Regions from separate parts of the Homo sapiens genome. Here region 2 is linked to region 1. A link is a loop called in an ENCODE intact Hi-C map of the cell type or tissue named here. Cell type or tissue: psoas muscle. All regions are shown on one strand.

The links. A loop is a pair of places that touch in the nucleus more often than their neighbours do. Peaks named below come from ENCODE experiments on the same cell type or tissue, not always from the same donor. Only the 100,000 strongest peaks of a DNase experiment are listed, where the experiment ranks them.
Region 2: a loop joins it to region 1, with 6 times the contacts of the local background. A loop is called at or near these places in 9 of 110 quality-filtered maps.

Annotation. Positions count from the first base shown.
Region 1 is chr9:3,513,785-3,518,784 of GRCh38, reverse strand. All of the region lies in intron 1 of RFX3 (regulatory factor X3), which reads left to right. Among named protein-coding and RNA genes, the nearest start is that of RFX3, 9.7 kb to the left of the region's middle. In psoas muscle, no CTCF peak of the experiment used is centred here; a DNase peak (open chromatin) is centred at 1,924; H3K4me3 peaks cover 2,376 bases; H3K27ac peaks cover 5,000 bases.
Region 2 is chr9:4,802,848-4,807,847 of GRCh38, reverse strand. All of the region lies in intron 1 of RCL1 (RNA terminal phosphate cyclase like 1), which reads right to left. It also overlaps the pseudogene KLF4P1. Among named protein-coding and RNA genes, the nearest start is that of RCL1, 12 kb to the right of the region's middle. RefSeq lists enhancers at 2,790-3,289, 3,290-3,791. In psoas muscle, no CTCF peak of the experiment used is centred here; DNase peaks (open chromatin) are centred at 2,157, 3,017, 3,407 and 3,947; H3K4me3 peaks cover 2,325 bases; H3K27ac peaks cover 3,561 bases.

The DNA.
Region 1 (5,000 bases):
ATATAATATGAAATCATAGAGGAAATATATCACCTGTGGCTTCCTTTCATTAGATATTAAAGATGTTTAAGTAACATTTTCAAGTTGGCTGCTTAATTATTAAAGTTGCTATTCAGTAATTTCCTTTATTTCTATATTTTTCCTGAACATTTTCATCAGAATGAAATACTTTTCTCATTTTAGAGTGATCTATAAACAGTCCTAATCTTTCTCAAACTGGAAATTTGACTTATATATTTCAGTTGAGAATTTACCTGATACTATATGTCTTTTCTTTTTTGCCAAAGCATTGTATATTGTACAGATGTTTGTCTGTGTCACTCATTTCACCATTCTCCCCACTCCCGTTAAGTGTTTAGTTATATGACCCCCTTTGCGTTATTTTTGTAGATAATTAGCCCCAACATATCAATTAGACTGACTCTCAGCTTAGCCACCTCCTCTGCTTCCTTTCGCCAGTGAATTTGACACAGATTTAAAAGGAACTTTTGGGAAAAGTTTAGGAAATGTGATTTGGATGGTCAGGTTATGCAGTCATACATTACTTAATGATATGGATATGTTCTGAGAATTACGTAGTTAGGTGATTTCATCATTGTGTGAACATCATAGAGTGTACCCAACACACACCTAGATGGTATAGCCTGCTACACGCCTATGCTATATAGTATAGCATATTGTTCTCGTCTATAAACCTGCGTAGCATGTTATTGGACTGAATACTGTAGGCACTTGTAACTCAGAGATAAGTATTTGTGTATCTGAACATATCTAAACGTAGAAAAGGTAATGCATTGTGTCAAGATGTTTAGTTGGTTATGATGTCACTGGGCTATAGGAATTTTTGAGCTCCATTTTGTTATGGGATGTGGTTTGTTGTTGACAGAAATGTTATGTGGTGCGTGACTGTATGGTTATTCTTACCATTTCCGATAGTCTATTATTATCTTACAATTTCTACTCATCTGACTGTCCTCTTGGACAAATTTATAACCTTGTTCCACTAACTATGTAATTTGAGTGTGGTTTTGATTCAGAAGGCTCCCTTCTTAGTCCTGGCTATGTACTGGCCTCTGGCTAAGTACCTTAGGGTTAAATCTGTAGTCCATAAACACTGTGTTTGCACAATCACAGATGCCTGCTGTTGTTGACTTTTAATTCCTGGATTCTCCTTTCTCACTTTTATTAGAAGCAGTAATACCCAGCTAGTACTGCTTGCCTTTGCTTTAGAGTGCTTGGTCAAGATTTCTGAAGGTTCTTGGTAATTCCTGTTTAGGCAAAAATGAGGTATTGGGTAATAGGAGTTGAGCTTAGGAAAACTAATAGAGTGAGACAGCTGTCCTCAAAATAATAGTGTGTTAGTTGGTAAGAGGAGACAGATACAGTGAAAGATGATAAAAGGAGAAAGGACAGCGAGTGACCAGGCCAAGATATAAAGGACTTCAAAAATGCTAGCCAAAGGAGGTTAAAGAGAAAATAAAGGTTCTCACTCTATTTCTAACTGTAAAACCTTAGCCTGGTCACTTATACCCTATAGGTCTCAGTTTCTCCATCTGTAACATGAAACAATAGGGCTATGGGATTTCTAAAGCCCTTTCCAATCTATGATTCTGTAGCAAGATTGACACTGGGAAAGGGAAGGAAACATGCCAATAACATGGAGCCAGGAATTGGCATTTCCCTTACTCATGTTCTCAAAGGCTAGCAAGTTGTTTGCTTATTGTTTCTTCTGGTAAGAACAAGAAAGAAAGAAAACCCACAGCCTGGTGCTAGCATAATGGCCATACCTATAGCAAAGTCTCAGAAGGTTCCACCATTTCAATGGCTTCTGTAGAGAGTGGTGGCCAAGTGCCCTCATTTTCTCACCCACATAGGAATTAGCTGAGTCTCACAGCTTGAGCTCCTGCCGGAGCCAGCTTCTCTATGTGTGTGTGCCAGACAAGTGTCTGACATTTGGGGCTCCTCCTGTCTGTTGCTCACCAATGAGATATTTAAAACAGGACATAATTTCCCGAGTATGTGGATAGGCAATTTAACAGAGAGAGAGAGAGAGAGAGAGTGCGAAAGCGAGCTAGTGCATGTGTGCTCTCTGATCAGAATAAAAATTAATTTAGGTTTCTGTTGATCTCATTTTTAAGACATTTCTTCCCCAATTATTGAAGCTATTCAACTGGTTTTTAAGAAGAGCTAAAAATCCCGTCAAGGTCTAGACAAGCTCCGAGAGCCTTTGGACTACTTTGGGGTCCCTGGTCTGGAAAGCATTGCTATCCTCCACACTAGTCTCATATTTTTCCATCGGTAATAGTTACTGCTTTTCTTTTTCTTAATATTGTTTATACTTGGATAAGCATTCTTTTAATTCAGCTTTGGTAGCAGAAAAATAGTCTTTTGTTTAAGAAGTATACATTTTCTTAAATTTTAAAAAATTTTTAGTTTAGGCTGGGTGCGGTGGCTCATGCCTGTAATCCCAGCACTTTGGGAGGCTGAGGCGGGTGGATCACGAGGTCAGGAGATCTAGACCATCCTGGCTAACACGATGAAACCCCGTCTCTACTAAAAATACAAAAAATTAGCTGGGCGTGGTGGCGGGCGCCTGTAGTCCTAGCTACTCGGGAGGCTGAGGTGAGAGAATGGTGTGAATACAGGAGGTGGAGCTTGCAGTGAGCCGAGATCACGCCAGTGCGCTCCAGTCTGGGCAACAGAGCAAGACTCCATCTCAAAAAAAAAAATTTTTTTTTTTACTTTAATACTACTTTGGTTAGTAGACTTCTCAAGATTTTAGAACATAGCAGGCTAAAAGAGGAAGCATTTTTGCATTTATTCAGGATAAGTCATATATTCTGCTGTAACTCAACTCTTTTACCAGCCTAATAGGGGAGTATATTAAAGCTTAGATTGTAATTATTGATTTAAAAAATTTATTTTTGAATGCTTTGTTTTTTACTGATTAACTTAGACATTTTCAAGTTTCTGGACTACATTCAGATTTGCATGCCTAATAGCATTTGTGTATTTCAGTATAACTTTCATCTTTAAAATATATCTCATCCCCTTCAGTCTCAGTCAGCATAGTTTACTTTAATGTTCAAAACCATTTTAGAGATTCTTTGCTTGTCAGTTAAGTTTCCTCCATGTTTTAGTTGTGGAGGAATGGGGGAGGTTGCTGTAGAAGGGCAGGAAAAGCAGATACATTTAGGAATCATATCCTGTTTCTATTGTTAGACATCAGTGCATTACATATTTTCCCCAGTTAATTTTCCTGGACCATTAAGTTTAGGCGGGTGTGGGGGCTTGAGGTGGGACTTACGGGGCGTAGGGAGGTGGGAGACAGAAGACTCAGGTGATCCAGTATTTCTTCCAGATTTCTTTCCTTACCTACTGTAATATTGTGCAGAATACATCTATTTTTGTGAAGACGGGCATTCTGTTTAATTTTGTTAGTGATTCCTTTTTTCCAAAGAATCAATATATCTGTATATATCTATCCATTAGTATATTAGTAGATGGAAAATAATATCTTTCTTTTTTAAGGAACCTGAATTTTGATTTAGTCATGCACAAATTTTAGAAAGGAATTAAAAAGACTGGTGAGAAAATCTAGTTCATAAGCAAGGTAACAGTAGTGATGCCTTAAATCTACCTCTTTATGTTTTGCTTTGGATAAATGGTTTTGTGGATATATGTTTTTGCATTAGAATTTAGGTTTTCCCCTGATACTATTTATGCTATTTTAAATAACCAAAGAGTAAAATCTGTCACATCAGGCATTTGCTGATTGGCATCTGATTATATCTAATGACAGTCTCAGAGATGAATTTTGATGACGTGTCAGTTTAAGGGTCATTAATAAAAAACATGAAAAGCTATTATATGAGTAATCTGAAAATCACCTTTACAACTTTAAAAGCACAATATGTATTTTACGTGCCATGGTGAAAACCCAACTTGAAAAATCAGTACATAACACGGAAACCCATAAATTTAGATTCTTTGTTTCATAAAATGATTATATTGCATGTGTCTTAGGAGCATTTTAAAATACTTTGTTTAGCTCACACTTGTAATCCCAGCACATTGGGAGGCTGAGATGGGAGAATCCCTTGAGCCCAGGAGTTCAAGACTAGTGTGGGCAACATAGTGAGACCCTGTTTCTACAAAAAATTAAAAAATTAGCCGGGTGCAGTGGTGCCTGCCTGTAGTACCACCCCCTCAGGACTGAGGTGGGTGTATTGCTTCAGCCCTCGAGGTGGAGGCTGGAGGCTGTAGACAACCCGGAGCCTGGGCAACAGAGGGAAACCCTGTCTCAAAAAAACAAAGCAAAACAAAACAAAACAAAACAAAACACAACTTGGTTAAAAAAATTACTTTTCAATTAGAGTGTAGTAGATATATTAAGAAAAATGGAGTTTAACTTAATGTGTTTTGTGTATGTGTATGTAGATATTTAGAAAGTCATTTTAATTTACATTTTGCTTGGTGTTGTAGAACAATCAATACTGTTTTTGTGCACTGATTTTTGCATTATCCATCTCTTGGAGGATCATTAGGAACATTTAGTATTTCCACCTTAGTGCTATTTTCTTGAGGCAAAGAAAGATTAGGGGAACTGTCTGATGAAGTTCTTTGAATGACCTTCGTGTAGTTTTGTGAGCAATTTTTAATAGTGTCTCACATTGTATGATGATTTTTAGAGGCTACTTTCAGTTAATAAAGGCCATGAATGCTGAAATTGAATTAAATTGTAGTTAAAGACAAAAATTGTAATTCATTCCAATTATAGGAGGTTAAAATATTGTGCTGTTGGATCAACATTTGATCTCCTTATTTTTAGAAGTCTGCCAAGTTTTGAATTGTAAAACCTTTTAAATAATATTGAATGAGTAGAGCTGTATAGTAGTTGTGGGTTTATATTTCAGCAAAGATTTGAGTGCCATATGTCTTGGAAGTAAGGTGGGATTCTTTTATCTTGGAACTTGGAAAGAGATTTATTTTAATATTTT
Region 2 (5,000 bases), 1.3 Mb before region 1:
AAACAACAGACTTATAAATGACCCATAGCTGCCAGGCGCGGGGGCTCACGCCTGTAATCCCAGCATTTTGGGAGGCTCAGGCAGGCGGATCACCTGAGGTCAGGAGTTTGAGGCCAACCTGACCAACACGGAGAAACCCTGTCTCTACGAAAAATACAAAATTAGCCAGGTGTGTTTGTGCATGCCTGTAATCCCAGCTACTCAGGAGGCTGAGGCAGGAGAATCACTTGAACCCGGGAGGCGAAGGTTGTGGTGAGCTGAGATCATGCCATTGCACTCCAGCCTGGACAACAAGAGTGAAACTCTGTCTCAAAAAAATAAAAATAAAAATAACCATAGGTCAAAGGATAGGAGTTTCAAAGAAAATAAAAATTACGTTGACCTAAATGAAAACTAAAATGAAATATACCAAAATTTATGGGATACAACTAAGGCAATGTTGAGACAAAAATGTAATTGCTTTAAATACATACACTAGGAAACAGAAAAAGTTCCCAATAATCTATGCTCCACCTCAAACACTTAGAAAAAGAGCAAAATAAACTCAAAGCAAGTGAAGGAAGGAAATAATAAAGAACAGAAATAAATTGAAAACTGAAAAGCAAGATAGAAAAATCAGAGAAACACAGAACCGGGTCTTTAAAGAGATCAATAAAATTGACAACGTCCAGCAAGACTGAACTAAAAGGTGAGGACACAGACAAGACACCCCCACGCCCCCACAGACAAACACAATTAGCAACATCGGGAATAAAACAGGAGATATCACTACAGATCCTGCAGACATCAAAAGGATAATAAGGAAACACTGTAAACTCTACACATATTAATTCAACAAGTTAGATGAAACGGACCACTTCTTCAAAAAACACAAACTACCACAACTTACACATACAAAATACATCACTTGAATAGCCCTATAAACATTCAGGAAATGAAATGCATAATCTAAAAACTCCCAAAAAAGAAATCTCTTGGCCCATATGAAATTCTGCCAAACATTTAAAGAATTAAAAACAATTCTACACAATCTCTTTCAGAAAACAGGAAACTTTCCAATTGATTTAATTTAAACTAGCGCTACCCTGATACCAAAACCAGACCAAAGCAGCACAAAAAAAAAACTACAGAGCAATATTGCTCACGAACATACAAACAAAAGTCCTTAACAAAACATTAGCAAATAAAATTCAGCAATATATATGTAAGTATATGTGTGTGTGTGTGTGTGTGTGTGTGTGTGTGTGTGTGTGTGTGTGTAGATCAAGTAGAATCTATTCCAGGAATGCAAGGCTGGTTCAATATTTAAATATCAATCAAGGCAATACACCATATTTATAGGCTGAAGAAGAAAAATCACATGGTCACATCAACTGGTGCAGAAAAAGCATTGGACAAAATACAACACTCATTCATTGTTTAAAAAGACACTTAGAAAAACTGTTATAAAAGATTACTTTCTCAACTTGACTTTTTAAAATCTACATAAAACATATAGCTAACATACTTAGGGGGATGCTTTCCCCCTAAGATAGGGAACAAGGCAAGGATGTTCCCTCCCACCCATTTTACTTAACATGGTGCTAGAAATTCTAGCCAGTGCAATAAGGCAGAAGGAAATAAAAGGCGTACATATCAAAAATGAAGAAATCAAACTGTTACTATTTGTAGACAACATGACCAGCTACACAGAAAATAAATTCCAAGGAAATGACAAGGGAAAAAAAAACCTCCTAAATAAATTCAGCAATGCTGGAAGATACCAGATAAACATACACACACAAACACACACACACACACAAACACACACACACACACACACACACACACCCCAATGGTATTTCTATATACTAATAATCAACACAGAAACTAAAATTTAAAATATGATACACCATTTACAATTGCTCCAAAAAAACAACATATTTACAAACAATTCTAACAAAACATGTACTGTACTTGTATGCTGAAAACTATATAACAGCAACAAAAGAAATAAAGACTCTGAGTTCCCCAGACTGACAAGGCAAGCACAGCTGCTGGCCTCTGGGGAACAAAGGCAGTGATAGGTAGTGGCAGGCAGTCGCAGCACCAAGAATGGTCAAATGCTCTTCTCACCCCTCCTCCATCCACCAGCATGCACTGCACCACCCGCAAGCCCTCAGCTACACCCACCACTGCCAGTCACCTGACCAGCTACCTGCCCACTGTCCCTGTGCCCATAGCATGAGGGAACTGATGAGTCAAAGAGAGTACAGGCTGGCCACTTGACCTACTTACCCTGCTGATTGTCTATTTCTATAAGAGTTTAGTTTTCTAAAAACTTTTGTATATAAAACTTTTTTTTAAAGCTGTCTCCAACTAATATTTGATCCAAAGAAGGATCCAAAGAAGGATCTCTGGAAATTTGGGGTTTTTTGGTTTTGGCCTTCCCCTTCCCCTTCCCCTTCTCCTTCTTCTTCTTTTTAGAGACAGGCTGGAAGACCCAGGCTAGAATGCAGAAGCATGATCACGGCTCACTGTAACCTGGAACTCCTAGGCTCAAGTGATCCTCCTGCCTCAGCCTCCTCAAGTAGCTGGGACTACAGGTCCCACCTCACCAACCAAAGTTTTTGGTTTTGTTTGTTTTTTTTGTTTTGCTTATTGTTTTGTTTGTTTTCTGTAGAGATGGGGTCTCACCACATTGCCCAGGCTGGAGGCTTCATTTCTAATCTTTCTATCCCCTCTTCATTGGCTTTGAGATACCCCTGCTGCTTCGGGCTCCTGAGGGCCTTCAGGGCCCCACATTAATGAGGCAGCCACCTAGCAAGTCTGACATGGCTGTCAGTGACCCACTGTTCCAGTCTCTCTCCATGTTGCATTCCACCCAACGGGAAGCAGAAGACACCGTCCGGCAGTTGAAGGTGCTCTCCACATAAAGCGACTTCCCCTGGTGCTTCCCAGCCACCCTATGACCTGGTGACAGACTTGGGAGAGCGGCTGAGTTGGCGTAGCTTTCAGTGGTAGCAATGCCACATTCCATGGGAGGAGTCCCATGACCTCATGGACCAGGACTTCATCCCTTCCAATTCGCTGCTCCGGCAGGAGTCAGTGGCCGCCACCGTGTCCTCGCTGGCGTCAGCCGATCGTCCTCCCCACCAGCGCACCGGCCACCGGCCGCTTTGACTAGCCATGCAGGCCAGGGGCATCGGGGCGTTGGACCGGGCAACACCGGCGGAGGCCTCCTCTACAGCCGGGAGTGTGGGCCCCGCCCACAGCTCCCTTCAACCTGGAGGACTTCAACAGCGTGAGACCCCTGGGCGACTGGACGGCAGGGCTCCCGCGCCCAGAACTTAACCCGTGTAAGTTCCACCGCAGCCGGCAGGCTGGCAGGCAAGTTCCATGTGGACAGCGTCAAGGAGTGCCCCTGGGAACGAGTTCGGCAGCTCTTTGGTCTTCAGTGTGAGCAAAGGCAGCCGTGCCGGCACCCACTCAGCAGTGGGGGCACCCTACAGCCGCAGGCCTCCAACGTCTGGCCCATAGAGGCCCACCTGGGCACAGGCCCCGCTTTCAGCAATGCCCAAAGGCGACTTCCCCCCGGATAGCAGCTCCTTTACCAAGACTATTCCGACCCTGGGTCCCAAGGAACTGCTGAGCAGCAGGGACTGTCACCCTGTGCTGCTGCTCCCCTGGGCTTCTGTGCCACCCAGCCCAACTTCCCACTCTTCCTGCCCGACCAGATGTAGCTGCAGGTCTCGCTGCTCCGTTACCAAGAGCTCGTGGCACCCTGTTCCTGCATCTTGGAGGAGCACAAGCCAAAAAAGATCACTACCCACACTTGGGATTACATAGGCAGCGGCAAAACCTACACAGACAGCTCTCGCCTCAAGAAACACCGCAAACCTACACAGATGAGAAACCTTACCACTGGGCCTGAGATGGCCGTGAGTGGAAATCTGTCCTCTCAGATGAACTGACCAGGCACTATTGCCAACACACAGGGAACAGCCCGTTCCAATGCCAGAAGTACAACCCTGCATTTTCCAGGTCAGACTGCCTTGCCTTCCACATGAAGCACTTTTAAATCACAAACAGTGGATATGACCCACGCCGCCAGAAGAGAATTCAGTAGCTTTTTTTTTTTTACCTTTCACACTGCCTCCCCAGTGAGAAGAGGAGGCCACCTGGGAAGCACTACAATCATGGTCAAGTGCTGAACTCAGTCAACTTGTGAGTGAATAATCAAGAAAAATTAGGAATCCAAAAGATAAAAATCAAAGAACAGTTGGGATCTGTGATTGGATCTACTATCACTCCAATTCTAAATCCAACTTGAATATTCCTGGACTTAGAAAACACCAAGCAGGTGACTGGAAGTTGTGGATATAAGGGTATACATGAAATCCCTAAGTTGAGGGGAGGGAAAACTAGAATTCCCTTGAATTGTGTTTTAATACGATATAAGCATGAAGATCACCTTGTATTCTCTTTGCCTTCTAAAAATCATTATTATGATGTTAGAAGAAGAAATTCAGATACAGAAAATGTGTGTTAATATCCTAAATAATGGTGCTTGGTTAGTCTTGGTTCTAAAAGCACTAAACAAGGAAGCCAAAGTTCTGAAACTGCTGCATACTTTGACAAGGAAAATCTACTTTTGTCTTCTGATCTACATTTATGACCTAAGTAAGATAAATAAGCCTTGTTTATGTCTTTAACATTTTGGTCAGATGCAGTGGCTCAACACCTGTAATTCTGACGCTTTGGGAGGCCAAGACAGGAGGACTGCTTGAGCCCAGGAGTTCCTAGACCAGCCTGGACAAAACAGTGAACCCTAACTCTTAAAAAAAAAAAAAGGAAAAAGGAAAAAGAAAAAGAAAAAAATTACCCAAGTGTGGTGGTACACACCTGTAGTCCTAACTACTCAGGAGGCTGAGGCAAGAGGATTGCTTGAGCCCAGGAATTCAAGGTTGCAGTAGGCTAAGGTCGCACCTCTGCACCCCAGCCTGTGCGACAGAGCAAGA